3 separate regions of the Homo sapiens genome follow, and regions 1 and 2 are each linked to region 3. The links are chromatin loops, found by intact Hi-C in ENCODE. Cell type or tissue: Panc1. All regions are shown on one strand. Region 1 overlaps DCLK2 (doublecortin like kinase 2). Region 2 overlaps DCLK2 (doublecortin like kinase 2). Region 3 has its middle 69 kb from the start of DCLK2.

What was found. Peaks named below come from ENCODE experiments on the same cell type or tissue, not always from the same donor. Only the 100,000 strongest peaks of a DNase experiment are listed, where the experiment ranks them.
Region 1: it touches region 3 in a loop (4-fold over the local background); 65 of 110 quality-filtered maps call a loop at or near these places.
Region 2: a loop joins it to region 3, with 3 times the contacts of the local background. A loop is called at or near these places in 74 of 110 quality-filtered maps.

What each region holds. Positions count from the first base shown.
Region 1 is chr4:150,239,092-150,247,091 of GRCh38, reverse strand. DCLK2 (doublecortin like kinase 2) reads right to left here. Exons shown (of 16, transcript NM_001040260.4): 11 at 7,217-7,350; 12 at 6,616-6,693. Among named protein-coding and RNA genes, the nearest start is that of DCLK2, 160 kb to the right of the region's middle. In Panc1, CTCF peaks have their summits at 3,832 and 4,037 (motif pointing right); a DNase peak (open chromatin) is centred at 4,011; H3K27ac peaks cover 5,198 bases.
Region 2 is chr4:150,205,501-150,213,500 of GRCh38, reverse strand. All of the region lies in intron 5 of DCLK2 (doublecortin like kinase 2), which reads right to left. It also overlaps the pseudogene RNU7-194P. Among named protein-coding and RNA genes, the nearest start is that of DCLK2, 130 kb to the right of the region's middle. In Panc1, CTCF peaks have their summits at 3,708 and 3,908 (motif pointing right); no DNase peak of the experiment used is centred here.
Region 3 is chr4:150,005,765-150,013,764 of GRCh38, reverse strand. No RefSeq gene overlaps it. Among named protein-coding and RNA genes, the nearest start is that of DCLK2, 69 kb to the left of the region's middle. In Panc1, CTCF peaks have their summits at 2,862 and 3,063 (motif pointing left); a DNase peak (open chromatin) is centred at 3,044; H3K27ac peaks cover 2,311 bases.

The DNA of each region.
Region 1 (8,000 bases), 230 kb before region 3:
AATCTAAGTCCGATCTCCTTTCCCTTCTTCTTTGCACTTTAACAGCCAAAGATCAGTGGAACAGCCAACATATGAAAAAGTCATAAGGAGTTCAGGATCTGGATAAACATTCATGAAATAATTAGTTCACTCTTGGAAACTGACTTTCATTTAAGCTCAGTCTGAGAGGAAGGGCCAACCCAAGATGCCAAGCAGAATGGCACAGGCTGAGGCAAACCCATGTCAGCAGCTCACAGGGGCATCCCTCCAACCTGCGCCTGACTGACCCACCCTCGGAGGTGCACTTACACAGTTAGTGCCTGATGAATACAGGCTGACCTGACTTCTCATGAATGATGTCATGGAAATGTGGAAACACCACTGGGGAAGACGTCCCCAACCTCCCATATAACCTCACCTCCACAGCCCCCTCACTTGGTGGGTGCATCGATGGCTAGAGTGAGGAACAGCATCACTAGTTTTCCAGGCCATTACAAGGCCCCATGAGAAAGCTCAGAATGGGCTGTTGGAGTCAACTTCAAAATCCAGGAGTGCAAGTTAAGTATTACCCGGCGAGTGTGCAAACTTTTCTTGGAATTTCTTCACCCAGCCTTCAGGGTTTTGCTACCAACCCTCTCAAAGGGGAACAAGGGCAAGCGTGGTGTCCTGAGAAACAGATCATTCAGGACAGTGTCTAGCAATAAATTCTAGGGCTGTTGTGATGACATGGCTCCCTCATTCCTCTCCTATTAAAAAGAGCAGAGTTGGCTGGGTGTGATGGCTCATGCCTGTAATCCCAACACTCTGGGAGGCCAAGGTGGGTGGATTACCTGAGGTCAGGAGTTCAAGACCAGCCTGACCAACTTGGTGAAACCCTGTCTCTACTGAAAATACAAAAAAATCAGCCAGGCATGGTGGTGCGCACCTGTAATCCCAGCTACTCAGGAGGCTGGGGCAGGAGAATCCCTTGAACCTGGGAGGCGGAGGTTGCAGTGAGCTGAGATCGCACCACTGCATTCCAGCCTGGGCAACAGAGCAAGACTCTGTCTCAAAAAAAAAAAAAAAGAGTAGAGTTTGTGAGCTTTGTAAATATTCATGACATTTAAGAGCAAGCCCAGGTCTTTGCTATTGTGAATAGTGCCGCAATAAACATACGTGTGCATGTGTCTTTATAGAAGCATGATTTATAATCCTTTGGGTATATACCCAGTAATGGGATGGCTGGGTCAAATGGTATTTCTAGTTCTGGATCCTTGAGGAATTGCCACCCTGTCTTCCACAATGGTTGAACTAGTTTACAGTCCCACCAACAGTGTAAAAGTGTTCCTATTTCAAATGTCCATCAATGATAGACTGGATTAAGAAAATGTGGCACATATACACCATGGAATACTATGCAGTCATAAAAAAGGATGAGTTCATGTCCTTTGTAGGGACATGGATGAAGCTGGAAACCATCATTCTCAGCAAACTATCGCAAGGACAAAAAACCAAACACCACATGTTCTCACTCATAGGTGGGAATTGAACAATGAGAACACTTGGACACAGGAAGGGGAACATCACACACCGGGGCCTGTCATGGGGTAGGGGAAGGGGGAGGGATAGCATTAGGAGATATACCTAATGTAAATGATGAGTTAATGAGTGCAGCACACCAGCATGACGCATGTATACATATGTAACAAACCTGCACGTTGGGCACATGTACCCTAGAACTTAAATAAAATAAAAACAACAAAAAAAAGCAAGCCCAGCTGAATGGACACCCACTGGTCCACAGAGTTTGGTGAAGAGGCACACTGAGGAGTGAAAGTCAGGACAGATAACTGGGCCAGGCAAGAGAAAGAGATTACCACTACTGTCCCAAAGAGTGATTTCCTGTGAATGCACACGCGTTTCTTAGTGTCAAAATGTTTTCTTTCCTTTTCACTGTTATTTCCCTGCTGAGTGAACTCAGCTTACTGCTCCTTCAAAGTGAGTACAGAATACATCTAAGATTATTAGATTTAGTGGAAAACTTCAGAGAACCAGAGGGCTCCAACATATGATGTTAGAAAAAGATATTTAAAATGAGCTATTTCCACAATCATTCTTTTTAGTCATCCTTACCTATTATTCCACTCAACTCCCCCTTATTTTTTCTGGAATCTCAAATATCTTATATTTTGTTAATGTATACAGCTTTTATTTTGTTAATAAATAGCTAAAAAGCTGGAAGTGTGTGCACAGCAGTCATTTATAGCAGCTGGTTCTTGGCAAAATACCCTGAGTCAACAAACAAAACCACAGGGTGTCTCAGCAATGAGAATGGGACCCTGAAGTATCCACTGTAAGTTGCAAGAGCTTTGACAGTTGGGGCCTGCCCCGCACTAGAAAAATAGAAAGCTAATTTATCTTTCTTAGCAGTCATGTAAGAAAAGCTGTTCTGATTAAATCCACACTGGATCCGGTATCGCATTGATACTCCACAATCTGGCTGAGATCCTTCATGGCATTTTTAAATTCTAAAACAATATAGCCTTTGGACCAAGGTGCCGTAAGTCTAAAAATGTCCATTAAGAAAAACTTGAAAAACAACAAAAGAGTTTGTGCACACGCTCTCTTTTCAATGACAAAGCATTATAATTCAGAAAAGGTAAACCTGAAAATGTTGTAAGCTATTTCCCAAATGATGTTCAAACATTCCACTTGGAGCATTTTGTGTGTGTTTTAAGAGAAACAAAAATTTCAGTATAGTCACACAAATAATACTTTTTGTCAGTGACCCTAAGAGCAGACTTGCTTAGACAACAACTAAAATTTTGGGTGCCTCTGAAAAACCAATCTACTTCTCGGTAATGATGAATCTGATGTTGAAAAAGACTAGAGGGAAATGGCTCAGGCACAGTGGCTCACACCTATAATCTCAACACTTTGAGAGGCTGGAGTGGGAGGACTGCCTGAGGCTAGGAGTTCAAGACCAGCCTGGGCAACACTGCAAGACCCCATCTCAACGAAAAACTTCAACAACTAGTGCAATATAGTGGTGCACACATGTGGTCTCAGCTACTCAGGAGGCTGAGGGAGGAGGATTGCTTGAGCCAGGAGTTGGAGACTGCAGTGAGCTATGATTGCACCACTACACTCCAGCCTGGTCAACAGAGACCCTGTCTCTTAAAAAATAAATTAAAAAAATTAAAAAATAAAATTTACAGACTGGGCAACAAAGTGAGACCCTATCTCTACCAAAAAAAAAAAAAAAAAAGCTGGGCATGGTGGTGTGTGCTTGTAGTCCCAGCTACTTGGGAGGCTGAGGTGGGAGGATTCCTTGAGCCTGGAGTGGGCTGTGATCACACCAGCCTGGGTGACAGAGCAAGATCCTGCCTATAAAAAAGAAAAAAAAAAGACTAGAAAGAGAACACATGTCAAACTACAACTAAAACCTGAAAAGCCTGAAGGAAGAAAGAATGAAAGATGCTATCGTCAGAGAAGCTAAAACTGTAAATTCCAAGTAACGATTGTAGTTTAAATGCTTTGGGTTAAAGTTGTCTTTTGTATAAAACAAAGAGACTATTTGAAATATGTGAAGGACTTTTAAGTACAAATGTAGACAATCTACTTTATACCAAACTTATTTACCGTAATTTAAAGTACCATGTCCGTAATTAATGACATGCATTTCTGTATTATAGTAGGTTATAAAATCTACCCAGAATGTCGCTGTATGCCATGAAGACACTTTGGTAACACACGTTTAACATTACAGATTCTCTTTCATCACAATATGATATAAAAGAGGGAAAGCGCTGTCTTAATTTTTAAAAGCTACCTGGAGGTCTATGACCTGCTTCTGAAGGCAGCATATAAGGGCAGCAGCTTTCAGAATGTAGCTTTATTGCTTTTGATTAGCTAAACTTATCTCTAGACCCCACAAAAAAGCTGCTCCCCGTTCAGTATCAATCCATGATAAATGCATCCTCTTCAATTTGAGTCTCACTTTTTTTAAAAAGTAAAAAGCAGTGAAAGAAAAAACTCTCAGGCTGCACCAGCAACTGCAAACACTAGAGGGAGTTGTGAGCACACAGTCCGCTCAAACTCATCACCCAAGACCCTTTCCCAGCTGATCCCAGCTTGGGTTAGCCAGGGAAGGGAACTCCACTGTAACTGGCCCAGGATCACCTGTCATCAAGATGCATTCCCCTTCTCCACTTGACCCCTTCTCCCAAAACATGACATCACTGAGACCAGCCAAGGCCCGGTGTGACTTTAAAAATGGCCACAAATTATTCCCTTCCCACTATATACTTAGCTCATTTTCTCCCACATTTACTCTTGGGTTAGCTGTTTGACTTGATTTGCTTAACGGCACATCAAGTGTGAGGTGAGCAGAGGCTGAGGAAGTGCTCGGGGAGCAGAACTTGCCCTGTCTCTGGCTGCTTTGGGGAATCTTGCATCCACTCTCATGGAAGCCCAGGACAGCCCCTGCATGATGAAAGCACAGGGCCAAGTCATCTCTCTTGTCCCAGTGGACACTGAGCCACCTACCAGGTGTGCAAGTGGGGTCATCCTAGACCATCAAGCCCCTGCTGAGCCAGCCAGCTCAGAAGATTCACTCAACTGATCCATGCAATTGTTTCACACTCCTAACTTCAGGGGTAGTGTGTTACTCAGCAAAAGCTAACTGAAATGTACAGTAATTCTACAGTCTGTGTAACCCACCTAGTTAATGACTTTGGTGGAAGACCACGATGTTGACGGCCAGATGGAAATATCTTTCCACCTACAAAAACTCCACTAATACCACAAAGGTCTCACTCAAATGCTACATCTTTCATGAATGCTACATCCTTGTGATTTCCAGCCCTGAACTAAGCACTCCCTCATGCTCTGCTTATTCTCTTTGATCAATAGTCTTGTGAGGTGTGTCTTTATCTATAGCATAAGGCTTTCAAAAGTAGAGACTAACATCTGTCAGTCTTATGTTTACTGCAATGCCAATTAGAAAATTGTTCAACGCAATGGGAAAACCGAGAATTTTAAAAAGATAATCCTTTCAACTTTTCTGTATGTTTGAAAGTTTTCACAATAAAATGTTGGATGGAAAAGAAGATAAAACCATTTTTCACATAGTGACCCAGTACAACACTATAAACACCATGCCATAGGCTAAATGTTCATGTCTCCCCAAAATTCACATGCTGCAACCTAATGCCCAATGTGATGGTAGTAGGAGATGGGACCTTTGGGCAGCCATGCTATTGTTAAGGGTGGAGCTCTCATGAATAAGATTAGGGCCCTTACAAAAGACCCCAGAGATTCCCTTGCCCTTTCCACTGTATGTGGTTAGAGTGAGGAGATGGCTGTCTATGAACCAAGAAGTGAGCCCTCAACAGTCACCAAATCTGCAGTACCTTGATCTTGGAATTCTCAACCTCCAGAACTGGAAGGATGAATTTTCTGGTGTTTATAAGCCACACTGTATATGATATTTTGTTATGGCTAGTCAAATAAACTAAGGGAAACCACAACCTCAGGTTTTGTTCACCACTTTATTCCTAGCACTTAAAATCATGCCTGGCACACAGTAGCTACTCATTAGACAGTTACAAAATGAACAAAGGGAAGAGATTAAAGTGAAAAGAGGTCAAGAAAACTCAGAAGAAAACAGAACATGCATGGTTAGATGAACTTCTGCTTCAGAGTAATTCATTTGCTCCAGAGGGGGAGATGAAACTCATCAAAAGAGCTGTGGCTGAAGCCCCTCACTCATTCCCTGCACAAAGATTGCCAGGCCAATGAGTGTGCTCCCGTGCCCTGCTCAAATACTCTGACCATTGTCAGTGGCCATCTCTGCTCCCACCATGTGAAGCAAATGGTTACCAAGACTCACTCAGTCTGTGTATTCCCAGGCCTATTTATACCACAAGTGTTTGTAATTCTATTCTTAATTAAATGTCACATGAACCAATAAAATGAATTTTAAGAAGAAAGAGATCCTGTTTCTATGAGAACAAACTTGAATGCTTGGAAAGAGGATATAAAAACTGCTGCCTAATTGAGTGAGAGAGACCACTATGAAGAAATGGAAGATGACATACCTGGAAGGATTCGGACTGCTTCACAAGGCTCTTTAAATCTTGCTGTCATTTGAAAAGATGGAGAAATTGGACATGGTAGACACTGTATTATGGGTTTATTTTTATGAAAGAATGAACACTGGAAACTCAGAGGACCAACCAAACACAAAGCAAAGGCCTTCACCTCACACCCAAAGTATGCTAATGAGAATATACATTAATAGGCTGTAAATTAAAAAGCGAAAGGTGTTTTATGTAATTTTTTTTTTCTGATTTTTTTTTTTCTTTTTCTTTTTTTTTTTTTATTATATTTTAAGTTTTAGGGTACATGTGCACATTGTGCAGGTTAGTTACATATGTATACATGTGCCATGCTGGTGCGCTGCACCCACTAACTCGTCATCTAGCATTAGGTATATCTTCCAATGCTATCCCTCCCCCCTCCCCCCGTTTTATGTAATTTTTAACTGGCATTTTTAATGACCAAACAGTCCCGACTTCCAGGAGCAAAGTACCTGCTTCTGGACCCAAGGGAGAACATTTGCAATTCAAATACGTCGCCCAAAAGGCCGCCTACCTTCGGAATGGTGGGAATCCACAGAGAAGTATGTATGTGATCACACCAGCTGCCCAAATGTCCACCTTCAGGCCATAGCTAGGAAAACAAAGTGGGTGAGGGGGAGAGAACTGATGGCTCCCAAGACCCTTCCATGGTACTGGAGTATTGCCTTTATTTGTTAGGAAAAGGATTATTTTAGTGTTAAATTATTCATTTCATTTCACATAGAGATGAATGAATCACACTTTAGAAAAAGGCATCTGTTTCTGCCAACCTAACCACAGTCTTGGTGACTACTGCCATACTCTCAAGAGTGGCCTTAGAACACAAGTCCAGGCCAGGGCTCTGGCCAGGTAAGCATAAAATCTGCTTCCTGAGGTCAAAATCATGGTGCAGGCAACAGACTCTCACTTCTTTCCATTCTCCACCTTCACAGGAGGCACTGTATACACAAGCAGCAATAGCAACAAAACAGACCTTTCTTACCAACTGTATACACAAGCAGCAATAGCAACAAAACAGACCTTTCTTACCAACTGTATACACAAGCAGCAATAGCAACAAAACAGACCTTTCTCATCAAAGTTAAAGTACTAACCAGGGCCACCAGAAGTCTTACCCAGTTTCAGCAATGATTTCTGGAGCCACATAAGTGGGTGTGCCACAGACTGTGTATAAAGGGCCTTCTACCACAGTCGCAAGCCCAAAGTCTCCCAGTTTCAAAGACTTGGTTCCATCAGGATATTCACACACCTGAAACAGAAATCAGCCAACAATCAGAAGATTTTTTTTTCCTCAACAATTGTGAGAGGGCTCTTGGAATTAGGCAGAAAGGACACAAATACATTTACTATTAAACTCGAATGAAATCTCTCCTTGTGATTTTTTTTTTTGAAGACACGGTCTCGCTTTGTTGCCCAGGCTGGAGTGCGGTGGTGTGACCACAGCTCACTGCAGCCTCAACCTCTGGGCTGAAGTAATCCTTCCCCCACGGAACCCCCAACAAGTAGCTGGAACTACAGGTACATGCCACCACACTAGGCTAATTTCTTTATTTTTTGTAGAGACGGGGTCTCCTTATACTGCCCAAGCTGGTCTTGAACTCCTGGGATCGTGAGATCTGCCCACCTCAGCCTCCCAAAGTGCTGGGAATACAGGCATGAGCTACCGTGCCCGACACCTCCTTGTGATTCTAACACCATGATTCATCTTTGTTGCTTTAAAGTGCTAATTTTTTTCTCTTCAGAGATTTTGCACAATTGTGTGAAATTTGGAAAAAATATTTTCCACTTTTGCAGAAAGTTCCTTCCCTAGGAGTACGATGAACACACGTGCTTGCTTACACAGTAGTTAGAGTGTAGGCGGCTGTGTACCTGATAGGCGTGAGAGAGGCCTCTAATCCT
Region 2 (8,000 bases), 200 kb before region 3:
GTGTAAAGTATTATAAATGCTGAATTAGGAATGTATCCAAGAACAGAAACCTTTATTATTTTCATATTGGATTTCTGATAATTTGAAATACTTCAGTATGAGATATGAAAACAATCGGAATCAGCACCCAGAGGGTGGTAACACAGGCTGCATGCTTAGATTTGGTTTCGTTTGGCAAAAACAGTGGCACTTAAGACTTGTGGTTGGTTAACAGTGTTAAATAGAATCCACTGCCTGAACATGAATATGGCTTAAAACAACAGCCATCTCTACAGTCTATCAAAGGGGCAGTGTGGAGCCCAACTTCTGCTTTCCTGTTCTTCCAAATACAGAAACCACCACAGGTGACTACATGGCTTGCCAAAACCAGCAGAGAATCTCATCGCACCCCTCTGAGTAAGCCTTTCGAGTAAGGTGTTGGCTTACTGGATTGTGACCAACAGACAGGTGGTGTGACCATGCCTACTTGCTAAAAATACCTGCATGCTTTCACTGTGAGGTTTCACTGATTTCTAGGATGCCAGGGTGATGAGAGAGGTGTCTGCCTCTTCTGTTATAACTATGGAGGCTACTACAAGCAGCCACAATGACAATCTCTAAGTCTTTAACTCCATCCAGTTACCTATAATGCACTACCAAGAAGAATTTCTGGGCCCACTTTCATGAATAATGGGGCATTTAAGTTTAACACATATGCCAGTTGTATTCAAATGAAATTCTTACAATTGATCCTATTTATACACTGATTTACTTGGTAAACCCTCCCTGCATCCTCAGAAAGATAGGCTTCAGCCCAGGTGAGTCATTTACTTCCCAAGTGCACCAGATTTGACTGAGCAACTACAATGTGCAAATCACTGTCCTCAAAGTGTGAGATGCATTATGACTTATTTTGTTAGGGCACTTCAAAACTGCTTAGCCCCTCTTTTGGTTTTTGTTCTACAAAATCAATTATATGGAAAGATGAAGTCACCATCCATCTCTGGAGTAATGAGAAGTGGTCAGTTTCTTAGTATTGAAGGTTATCAACTAGTCTTAATTACAAAAGAAAAGCCAAAGCTCCAGGGAAAAGCAAAAATGTCTAAGGTCAGCAGCTACTGTGGATTTACATTTCACAGCTTCGAAAAGAAGTGTTCAAGTTCAGAAGGTCGAAGAGTTACATTTTAGCTCTGCCAGTCAGGATGAGATACTACCAGCCCTTTCATCACACTTCACAAATCTGGAAAATCTTTCACCACCAGCAGACCCAGGAGACATCATCAGATAAAATATCAGCACATCAGACAGTTCATAATCTCAAGATGTTGGATAATGTTCCAAATGTACTTTTTTCTTCCTTCTTTCAACCGGCAAGAATGCTCACAGCAGAGAGCCTCCAGGCATACACTTCAGCATCAAAACACGAAACATTTTATCCCTCAGTGTCCACAGATGTGCTGTGACTCTGAAGCCTGAAGTTACTATTGCCTTAAAAGTCTTAAACTGGAACATGAATGATGAATTAAAGTTCAGGGAAATGCTTTCTTCATCCATCTGGTAGCTGATGACACATTTACTACTCTTTATTGCCTATCTGTCCCAAAGAAAATGCTGTGATTTAAGCATAGCAAATATTCCTATGGGAAAAGTTATCAGCTAGATTGAAGAGACTCTGAGGAACTTGCACAGAGGGAACAGAAGATCATAGGTTGGGGTCAAGCAGAAAAATGGAGAATCAGGAAGACGAGCATTAAAAGAAGCAAACGAGGTCCACAGGGGTGGGATTCTAGGATTTGAAGAGAAGGAAAAAGAATGAGTAGGGAGTCAGCAGTCTGACGAACAAAAGGACTGGAAGGAGAACAAAGCAATAAAATTGATGGGGTGAGACTCTGGCAGCCCTCAAAAAAGAGGATGGACAGGAAGGTTGGAAAGGACAGGATGAGGAAGCCAGACCAGCCCAGGGCAGAAATTTTGAGTGGCTGATAAAGAGATGAAAATGGAGAGAAGGCTGGTGTGACTGCCAGACTCCACAATAGCCCTCATGAGCCCCAGCTCCCGTTTCTCATGCCCTTGTGATGTCTCTCCCCATGCTGAGTTGGGCTGGTGTGTGACCACCAAGATATTATGGAAGAGATGGGGTCTGGCTTCCAAGGCTAGGTCACAGAATGGACAGCTTCTGTATGGCACTCTCTCTCTCTCTCTCTCTCTTATCACTTGGTTCTGGGGAAAGCCACCTGCTGTGTTCTGAGGAAACTCAAGCCAACTTACAGAGAGGTCCACATGGCGAGTAACCGAGGCCTTCTGCCAACAGCCAGCACCAGCTTGCCAGCAAGTGAATGAGTGACTACAGAGGGGGATCCTCCATTCCCAGTCAAGCCTTCAGGCGGCTACAGCCCTGGGACGCGTCTTGACTGCAACCTCATGAGAGATCTTGAGCCAGAACCACCCAGTTAAGCTGCTCCTGAATTTCTGACCCGTAAAAACTGTGTGTGAAAATAAATTTTCTACTTCTTTTGTTTTAAGCTGCTAAATTTTGGGATAACCTTTTTCTTTCTTTCTTTTTTTTTTTTTTTGAGACAGAGTCTTGCTCTTGTCACCCAGGCTGGAGTGCAATGGCGCAATCTCCGCTCACTGCAACCTCTGCCTCCTGGGTTCAAGTGATTCTCCTGCCTCAGCCTCCCAGGTAGCTGGGACTATGGGCACATGCCACCACACCCAGCAAGTTTTTCTATTTTTAGTAGAGATAGGGTTTCACCATTTTGGCCAGGCTGGTCTCAAACTCCTGACCTCAGGTGATCCACCCACCTCGGCCTCCCAAAGTGCTAGGATTAAAGGCGTGAGCGACTGTGCCTTGCCAGAATAACCTTTTTTCTTTTTTTCCTGGAGACAGAGGCTCGCTCTGTTGCCCAAGCTGGAGTGCAGTGGTGCGATCTCAGCTCAATGCAACCTCCGCCTCCCAGATTCAAGCAATTCTCCTGCCTCAGCCTCCCAGGTGGGATAATCTGTTCCTAGTAGAGTCATTTATAGATTATTGATAGGGTTGGAGTATGTGAAGAGGGCAGGAAAGCAGAGGTGAAGGGAGAGTTGAGAGGAAAAGTTGGTGATAGAAAAGCAGAGGAGGTAATAAAATCTGGAGTCTGACTTCTCTCACCTTCTCTTTCCCCCTTGTACGCTACTGCATGTTAGTTTTTTGCAAGTAAAACTGCCTTCACGTGAAAATGGAACCTGGAAATGCCAAGGTTTACGGTAAGAAAGAATAACAAGGCTACCCTAACTGCTTTCTCCATATTTAATCAATCTCAATCCTGTGCGGTAGGTCCTATTAATCCCTTTTTCCACAGATAGGGGTGATGTGACTTATCCAAGGTAAAACAGCTTAAGAGTGGCCATGCCAAGATCAAACCCAGGCACTTGGACTTCATGTGCTTTTTTTCCATTTTTAATTTTAAGTCAGAGTCTTGCCCTGTAGCCCAGGCTGGAATGAAGTGGCAGGATCTCGGCTCATTGCAACCTCTGCCTCCAGGGTTCAAGGGATTCTCCTGCTTCAGCCTCCCGAGTAGCTGGGATTACAGGCACCTGCCACCACGCCTGGCTAATTTTTGTATTTTTAGTAGAGATGGGGTTTCACCATTGTTGGCCAGGCTGGTCTTGAACCCCTGAACTCGTGATCCACCCACCTTGGCCTCCCAAAGTGCTGGGATCACAGGCATGAGCCACCGCACCTGGCCCTAAATGTTGTAATAGATTTACCTGTGTGGAGTCTGCTGGTACCACCAGAAACCCTGCTAGACAAATTCTAAAAGGGCTGTTACATTTCACGTGCTTTTGATCACCATCCTGTGTCTGTTTCCAAATGGAGGAGGCAGCAGAGGAGGGAGGGAGCTCAGGTCTCCTTCTTCCTCCAGGTCCTCTGTGTAGCTGCACACCAGGGGGCACCATTCCCACCTTAATAATCTGGCCAAAGCAGACCAAGACTTTTATCCTGGTTACCCTTAGCTTAACTAGAATAGCTCGGAATAATCACAAAAAAACTTAAGAATTAGAGGACAAAAGGAAAATAAACCAGAGTCTCGAGGAGATCTGTAGCCTCGTAACAAAGGCATAGTACAACTTGGCATGAATTGTCTTTATTTCAGAAGCCCCAGGGCTCCCCATGTTCCTGGCTGTGGGAGGCAGCCTGGGGCCACTGAGGTGAGAGAGGCTGTGTGTGGCCTGCAGAAATGCCTCCTCCCTAGGTGACCATCACCAGGAGCAGCCCTGACCTTCAGGAAAGTCAGATTCCCTAAGTCCAAACAGAAGCAAAGCCAAGTTCTAATACCTAGGAGCTAGGTTCTGGGGAAGAGGCCTAACAGGGACCTGCTGGATGGCGTTAGCCTTTAATAACTAATTTTACAAATTTTTGGTCTGATCATGTTGTTTCCAATCATTTGTTTAAGAAGACTGATCTTGCTTTCCCACTGTGTCCTTGGGGCTGGTAGTGTTTATGAGCATGGGCTCAACACCCAGCTATGCCACCATACCCACAGGGTGACTTCCATCACAGGCCCACCACAGAACATCATCCCACATCCTTGTAACCCATGTATCTGCTGAATCTGGATATGCTAATTCCAATCTATACCCATCTTGACAATACTCAGCTCCACTGAGTACTGTCTTCCAAAGAAAACCAAAAACGCTAAACTATTGTGAACTCTGTTATTGTACTAAAGCTTTATGGGGTTAGGTGGAAATAATGGGCACAGTGTGGACAGTTTCACTTTCAAGGAGCTCCCATTAGATACCTATTAGCAAACTTTTCCCCCAAGCCTCTCAGGAAAAGTTGTCACCAGGTATTTTTCTCTGTCTTTCCACCCCTCTTCACCCAGCCTCCTCCCTAACCCCAGGATTTCCTCTCTCTTTTTCCCACACCTCCCCCTCCCTATTCCCCTCCCAATCTCTCAACCCTTTTTCCTGTGGAGCAAATGTGTTACTCAGAAGGCTGAGACAAGAGAATCACTTGAACCTGGGAGGCAGAGGTTGCAGTGAGCCAAGATCACGCCACTGCACTCCAGCCTGGGCAACATAGCAAGACTCCGTCTCAAAACAAAACAAACAAAACAAAACAAAACAAAACAAAAACAAAAAAAAAAACTCCGTTTCTCCATCTTGAAGACTAAACAAGGTTTGAAACTACTTCCAGTTTTTACACTTTATGGTTTTAGGTAACTACTGACAAAAACTCTTTTATGACCAAAACTTTTATGACCAAAACTTATTTTGTTAGGCCACTTCAAAACTGCTTAGCCCCTCTTTTGGTTTTTGTTCTACAAAATCCTCTGCTTGACTAGGCCCAACCTTGGGCTTCCCTCCCTGTCCTTGCAGAATCCAGGCTGAGGCCTGAGCAAGATTCCTGTTAAGTCAGTTCAGGGAAAATCCCCTGTACTTGGTATCTGACTCTGATGTCAGATCACCCCAGCCTGCCTTCAGCAATAAGCCTATCAAGTCGGTTGAGCCGGAAGCCTCTTATGCTGGATGGTTCCTCTAATACTCTTCCATCTGCTGATGCCCACCCTGCTCCTTGGTTATAATCCCCACTTTTCCTTGTTGGAGCTGGATTTCCTCTTTTCCTCCCTGCAAGGCTCCACTACAGTGGTCTCTATACCAATTGCCAGGGACCACCCCCACTCTTTGAATAAAGTCTCCCTTATAGTCTTTAACAAGTATCTGGAATAATTAGTGTTTTTTCTTTAATACTACTTGAACAAAACAAATATATAATCAAGATACCACTAACTCTCAGTTGTCCTAAAGTCTCTCAGTTTAAGGTTAAAGAACCTTAATTACTTGGTCACCACCCTATTTCTTACATGCTCACCTGCAAAAAAATCATTCACAAGTTGAAGAAAGCTTTCCTTCCGCTACTGGCTTTTTTCCAGCCCCTCAAAGAACACAGTCTTAGCAGAATCATCTTTCTCGTAAGAGTACCAAGAAAACTACGAGTACATTTTGTGGAGAGGAGGGTGGATTGTCTATATTTTATATCTCTCTTAATGAGCAAACCAAAGTGTCACTAACAATCCATGATCAGAGATTAAACATATCCTATTTTCATTTTCAGTTCTTTCAATGCCCCTACCAAAATATTAAAATAATTCCCAGACATGTATACAAAGAGGGAAAAACGGTGACAGAACATCAAATTCTGCTTACCCTTAACCTTATTTAGTTCCCTAGTGAATAAAATCCAGATAGTAACAAAACCCTCAATGCCAAAAGCTGTGTCCTGGCAGCTAGAGAGACTGTCAGCTCCTGCACATGCTGTCGTGGCTTGGTTTGCTTGCTTTTATCAATTCTCTGATTCTCTGGAAAAAGATTATCTATCCCCCAAGGCCATTAGAGCATCTAACTAGGATAAATAGTGGTAAAGAGTTCCTGCCCACGAAAAACAATCCTCCATTCTCAGACATTCCCTCTTAACTGATCTTAATAAGCTATTTTAAATGAAGGGAAGGGAAACGCACAGTACTAACACACGGTAATTATCTGTAATTCCTCATCTGTCATGCCACTGAATAAAAAAAAATAAGCTGGTGCCTTGCAATGACATCAAAATTAGGGTATTTGGTACAGTAAAGTAACCTGACTAAATTGCATTATTTAAAAAGAAGGTTTTCATCCCAATGACAATATATACTACAGATTATGGGAACTGTAATGAGATGAAATTTTCATAAGGCAGGACCCATGAGAATAGGTAGTAGTTAGAGAGCTTTGGGATTGTGGCCTAAAAGCTGAATCAGTGTGGCAGAGACATTAGTTACTCATGTTTAATGTAAAATTCAGTGTTTTACAACAGCATTGAAGTAAAAGGACAAAAAATAGACTTCCTAGCCTTTTAGTTAGGTTTTTCGGCAAGTTAACAGAACTATATTCCTAGCATTTTAGAGGTCATTTAAAATCAAAAGTCTTGTTTTACAGATAAGAAAAAGAAAACCCAGAGGAAGTATCACAGCTGTTAGCAAAGCCCACAGGCCTCAGGCATAGTGGTGGAGAACAGGGGGTGGTCCTGGAAAGACAACTGTTCTTTGTCTTACTTATAATCTTATGTTCAATCTTGACCAGTAATCAACATTTCCCTTAATCAACAAATTTGTCTTTATTCCTCTCGGTGTGAATAAGTAATCCTTGAGCATTTACTGTGTGCTAAATGCTGGGGTTACTATAATAATTAAGATACACCTAGCATAGAAGGAACAATTTTACTTAATGTCTCAGCAATAATACAATTTATTAGGTTTTAAAAATTCCATTAATCTTAACAAATGTGAGTGACCCTGCACAAGTATGCATGCATGTGTGAGGCAGGTGTGTGCACAGAATATTAACATGTATTTCTTTGAAATGGTTAGCTGTCCTGTCCTGAAGCCATAGTTGTAATTACTAATAAGCAGCACCAACTGGCCTAGTGGCAAAAACAGAAAATGACAATATTGGGTTTAGAGGTGAAGATGGACTAGGAAGACGGGAGCTGGGATTACCAATGGGTAACAAAAAATGGGGAAGTGACCAAGACCCAGAGTAAGCAGGCACTCAAGTGTCCCATCTGATCCCCCAAAGCGGTCCTAGGTTAAGGATCTCAGCCCCACCTGGGGCAATGGCCTGGGGGAGGAATATGAAGGACCTTGGCATGTGGCTCACTGGAAAGGTTACCCTAGATCTGCCCTAGAACAATTAACCAGCTCTAGGAGCCACTCGCTTTTGCGTTAACAAATTTTGAAACAACAAACCTGAAAAGAGGTAAATCAACTTATTTTTATTTTAGTTCTCTTGAAAGTTACTTCTATTAATAACAATGTACTTCCAATCTGTTCCAGGGAAAATAGGAGAAAAATCTGAAAATAATTAGCTTACTACTAATTCTTAATTTATGTAACTTTTCTGGGAATTGACAATTTAAAAGTCCACTGAAATCACATTATGAACTGACTTAAGTCAAGTTAGTACTTCAGAAAAATGCCTGCTTCTTTTGATAAATATAA
Region 3 (8,000 bases):
TATTTCAATATAGTGATAGAGGAAAAATATATTTCTTAGGCAACTATAAAAATGACCCTGGTCATCATCCTACTGAAGATAGAACATGGAAAACCCATGATGTTCTTTGTAAAAAAAGAAACGCTTCCAAGCTTCTAGGATTATTTGGTTTCTAACATTTTTTTCTTCTTCTTCAAAATGTGTCATTTTTGTCACACGTTCTAGAAAGACCCTCTGTGGTGTTGGGCTTCCAGTAGAAGAGCATTGTTCATAGTCTCAAGTTAGTATTCATTTCTGAGTCAGAAATGGTACATTATGATGAGCATGAACCTGTTTCTTATTACTGCTGCTCTCCCAGCAGAGATAGAGAAGTACTAAGGCACAAAATGTGAGAGGCATTGAGTTCTCAATTGCTTCCTAATCAAAACCAGTGTCATCCATAGAACATAAGGCCAACAAAGAAATCCTTGCTGTTATCAGCAGGGCCAAGAAGTTCTACAATCACTTCTGTATTCACGCTTTTAATTTTGTATTTATCACATGCCTCTTTGGTGATCCTTTTATAAGGATAATCCCATGCCCTACATTAGGTCACTGCGTAAGGAGCTCTGGAGTCTTTTGTTAAGTGCATACATCCTTGAGCTTATTTATGAGCTGGAGAGAATTACTTTAAATGCTGATGTCCTAATCCTTTTGCCATAAGTGAACTTGGATTGTGCTTTACTATACTGGCTGGGAATTCTGACATTTTATAACTCCCCTGACTCACTTTGTCCAGATGACTAAATAGATGATGGTAGGTTTTTCAGATCACCTCTATCTTACACTGAATGTGGATGGCGTGCCTGAGAAATCTAAATAACCAAATGTATAAGTTATATGCTCCAAATAGATGCCTTGTGTGGGAAAATTACATTGTTTCTCAGTGCCTATGAGGGTTCAATAACTGTTGACTAAGTGTATCTAAGAGGGAATCTTCACATTACCCTAGTAATATGATAAGATGTATATCAAGACATTATTTCCTTGAGCATTGGCTAGAATCTACATCTGGTAGCCTGGCTTTGAGTCAGATTTTAAAATGGATGGTAAACCAATGTAGCTCATCTATGTAATAAATATTTATCAAGTACCCAATATATGCCAGGCTACTTAATATAAGTCATCAATGTATTAATTTTAAGTAGTAAGAGACCAGAGTCTTTTGATTATTGCAGGAAAAGGGCTTTACTGAATTTTGGTATATACCTAATTAAAAATACACAAAATACTGCGAGTTTCATCTCAAACCTATGGAATAAAACCGAATAGCTTTGAGGTAGGCATGTCAGACACTTTTATTATTCTTTATATTTTATCCCAGTTTAATCATCCTCAAGTAAATAGTCATACAAAGTATAGCACGGTTTCTTAAGGTAGGTCTTAAATTGAACTTATTAGGTCTTTTTTGTTTTGTTCAGCATTTCCCCATAAGTTCACTAATAGGATCTAGTATGACCATCCTGGGTTTAAATTCTGGCTCTGTCACCTAACCTGGGGTAACCACTTAAACTTCCTGAGCCTCAGTTTCTTTATCTATGAAATGGTTAAAAATAAGTTTATTACTCTTAGGCCGCAAGTAATGTACAGAAGTTGTTGGGAATTTATTAAAATAATAGGCAACTTTTAACTGGGTCTTAAAAGATGATTAAATTTTTAAAAATGTACTAATCAACACACATGCAAACACACACATACACACACACAAAGGTAATAGACTTTCTCTAGGTAAAGAAGAAGGAGAAGAACATTCAGGTGGTGGAAATGTCACATGTTATGTAAGAGAAGAGTATAATATTTAAAACTATAGGCTTGACATGCTGGCTCACGCCTGTAATCCCAGCACTTTGGGAGGTGGAGGCGGGTGGATTACCTGAGGTCAGGAGTTCAAGACCAGCCTGGCAAACATGGCGAAACCCCATCTCTACTAAAAATACAAAAATTAGCCAGGCACAGTGGTGCACACCTGTAATCCCAGCTACTCGGGAGGCTGAGGCAGAATTGCTTGAACCCGGGAGGCGGAGGTTGCAGTGAGCCGAGATGGTGCCACTGCACTCTAGCCTGGGTGACAAAGTGAGACTCCATCTCAAAACAAAAACAAAAACAAAAAACCTATACTTTAGGGGTCAACTGGTGACCCCTAATTTGGATTATGCACACCTAAGGGGCATGTACACTGCCATTTAGTCACAAGCCTATACTCTAAGGGTATAGAGAAAAAGCTTTAGCTATTTTTAATCTCTCTTCATTACTATAGGCTTAAAATACATGTATATTATTAGTTTCATGCTAGTTATATCGACTTTCATTGGTGAAATTAGTGGCTAGCTAATTAGTCACTAATTAGCCATTCAAGATATTAGAAATGGGCTTTCAGTAGTTATATTAGTGGTGTTCAAGGTATGTAGTTTGGTGAATATATTTTTGAGACACTCCTATCTTGCATGATTAGGTATAGAAATTTAGCAAGGTCTCTGTCTCTTACTCTTAAGAATGGCATATCAGATGTAACCCTCAATCAGTTCTGGGTGTAAGGGCTTATTCTCTGATTCTTGGTTGCCAGAATTGGAGTAAATACAGTATATTCAGTATACACAATATATTCAGTTAGCTGAATCCTGCTACCAGAATGTTGTTTCACATGCCTCTGGTGAGGTATTATGGACAAAATCTCAAACTGCACTGAAGTTCAAGTTAAATATGCTGTTTCACTCTTATGTCTGCTTGCTAATTAATGTCTGTTGTGGAAGAATTTGGTATGAGTCTTACTTTAATTATAACCAAGAAGCCAGGTTGTGGGGTAGTAGGTAACTCTCACCTACTTCAAATGTTTTCTGGGGCTATCATTAGCTACCAAAAAGCACCAGACTAGGTTAGCTTGGGTCTAATGTGAATGAGCTTGGAGCCAACTAAAAAGGCACAGAGCATGAGCGCTCAGGGAACAGCCAGCAGTTTAGAATGCTTGGAGTCTGGGAACATTGTATGCAGGGAGAAAGGTAGTACGGAATGAATTTAGAAAATAAGTTTGGGGCCACCTGGTGGAAGAGATGTGTGTTTCGGTCTCATAAGTGTATTCACAAAGGAAGGAGTCAGGTTTTTTAGAAGGTGAGTTCCATACTTCAGACTTGCTCTCTGGCTGCCATGTGGAGGGAGAGAGCGCCGTTAGACTAGGGTTTAGTAAACGATGACCTGAAGGACAAACCTTGCCTGCTGTCTGTTGTGGTACAGCCTGTGAACTAAGAACGGTGCTTGCATTTTTAAGTGGGGGGATTAAAAAAGAAGAAAACTATTTCATGCCATGTAAAAATTATATGAAATTCAATCTCTATGTCTATATATTAAGTCTTGTTGTTGGATTACAGCCATGCCCATTCCCTGTCCATTACTGCTTTAGCTCTGCAACCGGGGAGTTGAATAATCACAGGAACAGGATGGCTCTCAAAGCCTAAAATGTTTGCTGTCTGACCCTTTACAGAAAAAGGTCACCAGTCCTTCTGTTAGACCAGGATTGCCATAGCCCATGCAAGAAGTGAGAGAACAGGTGGTGAAGGAGTGGGGCAGGGACTTCCCTGGGTAGAATTATTTAATATAAGAATTAGATTGAATTTTGGTGGTGAGGGAGTGCCTGATGACTCCTCATCCTCCTCGTTTGTCTTGTGACGCTATAAAATGAGGAAGCATATTCGGGAGAAGAAATAATTTGGTGAGAGAGGAGAGGTAGACATTAATTTGGGCTGGGCTTATTGAATCTGAGCTACCTGTGGAAAATCTAAGTAGAGGAATCTCATATGTATGTCTTGAGGGATGTTGGGACTGGAGAATTGAGGTTTATTCATTTCAGGTCCTATTTGAAAGTCAGATCTTTTAAGGTTAGGCAGAGGAAGACAAGCCAGAGAAGGAAGAGAACTGGAGGAGAACACTGTTTTAAATAGAAATCAAAGATTAAGAGCTCTTGCTTCAAGAAAGGAATGACTAATAGTGTCAAATGCTGCAGAGTTCAAATGAGCTGAATATTACACTCAGCAAATGGCCGGTTATTGGCAGGATTAAGCAGTTTTGCTAAAGTTGAGGATTGCCTGCTTAGCAATTCCACTTGATCTCATGGCTACCTCAAGTCAACATATTCTAATTGGAACTCATCGCTTTTCTGATTCTGACACCCTACCACTGAAATCAGTGTTTCCTGTCTTGGGGATGACACTGTCATTTATCCAACTGTCAAGCCAGAAACCTGGGGGTCAGGCTGGACATGTGGTTATCCTTCACCCCAGATAGCTAACCAATTACTAAGTCACATTGATTCTATCTTCTTAATATGTCTTCAACATGCCCAGGACTCTATTTCCACTGTCATCCCTAGAATGCAGTTATAGAGTCTCTCTGCTGGACTCCTATAACAGTGTCTTAACTGTTCTTTCCCATCTGTCCTCCTCTCTCCTAATTTATTCTCTACTTAACGGCCAGAGAGATCTTTTTTTTTTTTTTTTTCCACACAGAGTTTCATTCTTGTCGCCCAGCCCAGAATACAATGGTACAATCCTGGCTCACTGCAACCTTCGCCTCCTGAATTCAAGTGATCCTCCTGCCGCAGCCTCCCAAGTAGCTGAGATTCCAGGCACATGCCACCACGCCTGGCTAATTTTGTATTTTTAGTAGAGACAGGGTTTCACCATGTTGGTCAGCCTGGTCTTAAACTCCTGACCTCAAGTGATCCACTCACCTCGGCCTCCTCAAGTGTTGGGATTACAGGCATGAGCCACTGCGCCCAGCCAGGAGATCCTTTTAAAAGCAGTGTGATCAGGTCCCATCCCTGCTTAAAGTCATTTTCCTACCACCCTAAAAGTAAAGAACAAATCCTCAGTGTGGCTCACTGGGTGTCCCACAAACATCATTTTGTACCATTTCCCCCTGAGTCTCTACAGTAAAGTCACACCAGCCCTCTTCCAGTTCCTTGAAAACACATTTCCTTCTACTTCAGGGACTTCCCATCCATTAATCATTTAGCTTGGAACATTTTCCCCACTTCCCCTTTGTGTAGTTAATACTTAGGAACTCTTTGCCTATTAGTTTATGTCACATCGTCTGCAGGGAATCCTCCAATTTCCCAGTCTAGTCTTGTCTTCTTATGCACTCTCACAGCTCTGGAGCTTCTTTTCTACTGAGAAGCGAAGGTATTGTCTAATATCTGTTTTCTCTTCTTGAAATCAGGAGCTGTGTCACCCGCCTCACCTCTGTGGCTCCAGTGTCAGGGTCAAGCAGTGCCTTTTCACTCAATGATTCCTTGTGGAATGGACGTGTAGCAAGAATGCAGAAATGGAGAGTTCTGTATGTTTTGGTCCCATAAGTTTTCTATAAGTTTGGATTCCAAAGGGAAGGAGAACAACTTAATAATAGCAAAAGTAGATTCAAAATAGCAAATAAATTCAAAATAAAGGTTTTTTTTTTTTTAAATAGATGGGGAAGACTTGAATCTATTCTAGAGTAAAGGAATTCAAAAGGAAGAGAAGTGAAGTTCTGAGAGAGATGGAGTGAGGGGTAACTGGAGAAGCAGGGAGGGGGGGGAACGTAGAGGTCAGCTGGAAGGTGCAGCCCTGGGAAAGAGGAGAGAGCTGCCTCCTGATGCTCAGGGAAGTGCATAAGAATTAGGGTCACAATGGATAATTGTGAACATATTATGAAGACATTTGGAAGCAATTAATACTTGGGCTCAGTTTTCTCCTAGAAGTGGGAAGCTGTTATGGATTGAATTGTGTTCCCCAAAAAGATTTGATAAAAGTCTAAACTTCTGGTAACTATGAATGTGACCTAATTTAGACATAGGGTCTAGGTGTAACTTCATAAGGTCATTTCGGTGGGACCTAATCCAATACAACCTTATAAAAAGAGGAAAATGCCATGTGATGATAGAGGCAGGGACTGGAGTCATGCAGCTGGAAGCCAAGGAATGCCAAGGATTGACGGCCACCACCAGGAACTAGGAAGAGGTGAGACAGGATTCCACACAGTCTCTCAGGGAGCATGCCTGTGGCTATCTTGTTCTCAGACTTCCAGCCTCTAGAACCATGAGACAATAAAATTCTGTTGTTTTAAGCCATCCAGTTTAAGCTACCTTGTTATAGCAGCCCTAAGAATCGAGTACAGATTTATGGCCATTTTTTTGAGTGGTGTAGAGCATAGTGTTGTCTTGGGGACAGTGATGAAGATATAGAAAAGCCACTGTGGGAAAAGACAGAGGGAGCTGATTTAAATCTAGCTGAATATTTCCTGAACCTTTAAAGCCATGATAGGGTGATGAAATAAGAAATAGAAATTTAAAAGACCATGTGGAACAATGGAAAACAACAAGGTAAATATCATTGTTAAAGTATTAACTTTAGCTATACCGGTTGGGCACGGTGGCTCACGCCTGTAATCTCAGCACTTTGGGAGGCTGAGGTGGGTGGATTACCTGAGGTCAGGAGATCGAGACCAGCCTGGCCAACAGGATGGAACCCATCTCTACTAAAAATACAAAAATTAGCTGAGTATGGTGGCACATGCCTGTAATCCCAGCTGCTGGAGAGGCTGAGGCAGGAGAATTGCTTGACCCTGGGAGGCAGAGGTTGCAGTGAGCCAAGATCATGCCACTGCACTCCAGCCTGGGAGAAGAAGTGAGATTCCTTCTAAAAAAAAAAAAAAAAATTTAGCTATACCCTGTCAGCCAAGTCTAAAAATACATAATGTGGACACTTCTCTTTATTTTTAAGAAAGAAGTGTAATGATTCTTAAAAAAAACAAAACAAATATTTTCTTGGTGTTGGTTTCTTATTTGAAGAACTGAGAATAACATAGTAGCAACAGATTTCATACAAAATGTAGATTCAACTCTTTTAAGCATCTACTTTGTGTCAGAACTCTATGTTACCTCATTTACTTTAATCATTACTTAATGTAGGTACTTTGTTCTCTTATTAATCTGAGAGCTGAATTTTAAAGATATTACCCAGGCAGCTTGAGGATATTGCTGATCCTGAAATAAAGGTCTCTGAACTCCCTTTAATTTCTAATACTTTCAATTCCTCATTCCACAATATAAGGTTGCAGGAATGTTTCTCAGGTAGATATTTCTTAAAGGAATTGCTAAATGCATAACAATAAAATGTAAATTCAGTGAAGATAGGTCTTCAGTGGTTTAAGTCTATGTAGTCCAAGTAAATAGCTTTCTGGAGATCTATTTTGATAAAGAAGACAGTTTAGAATACCTAAAGAGAGGAATGGATAAACCATCGTGCTCAAAAATCGCTTCTCCCTGTTGTATTTTGACAGAATCCATGGAGCAGTCTGTTCAAATTAAATTCTGGCAAAAATCCTAGAGTGCAAATATCTGGCATTACTGCTTGAAAGGAGACTCACATGGTTCAGATATCAGAATGCACTAGGCCAGTTTAACCTTCTATTGAAAGTTGAAAGCCTGACTTGTGTTCTTGCTTGGATGGAGGGTCATCTCACCTCTATGTCCTAATTAAAAATTTATTGAGTGAATAAGTTAATTTAAAAATTCTATATTAGCAATATTAGCTCAGAAATCATACGATAGATGCTATGTTGTGGCTATTTAGAGCAGCATAAATGTTCCTAGCCTTGCTGCTATTGAACATTTCTGATTTCATTGCCTGATCTGAAGGTCAAGGGCATGAACTTGATGGAAAAAAAATCCTCCTTTGGGGAATCATTAGAGGAAGTTTGCCCCAGTTCACCACCAGTGATCACAGAGGAGGGGGTACAAATGGTGCACAAAGCATACTTGCCCTTCAGTGACCCTCAAAGCACCCTGTGGCTCCATGTGTCTTTGACCAAGTTTATAGCCTTCCATTGCCCTTTGTGGCTATTGTGAAGCACCCGGGGGAGAAAGATGATCTCAGGTAGCCAGGACCCAAACTGTGCAAAATTGTCAAGATCACAATCAACAGTGCTGATTATTTACATGCAGCACCAACCACATA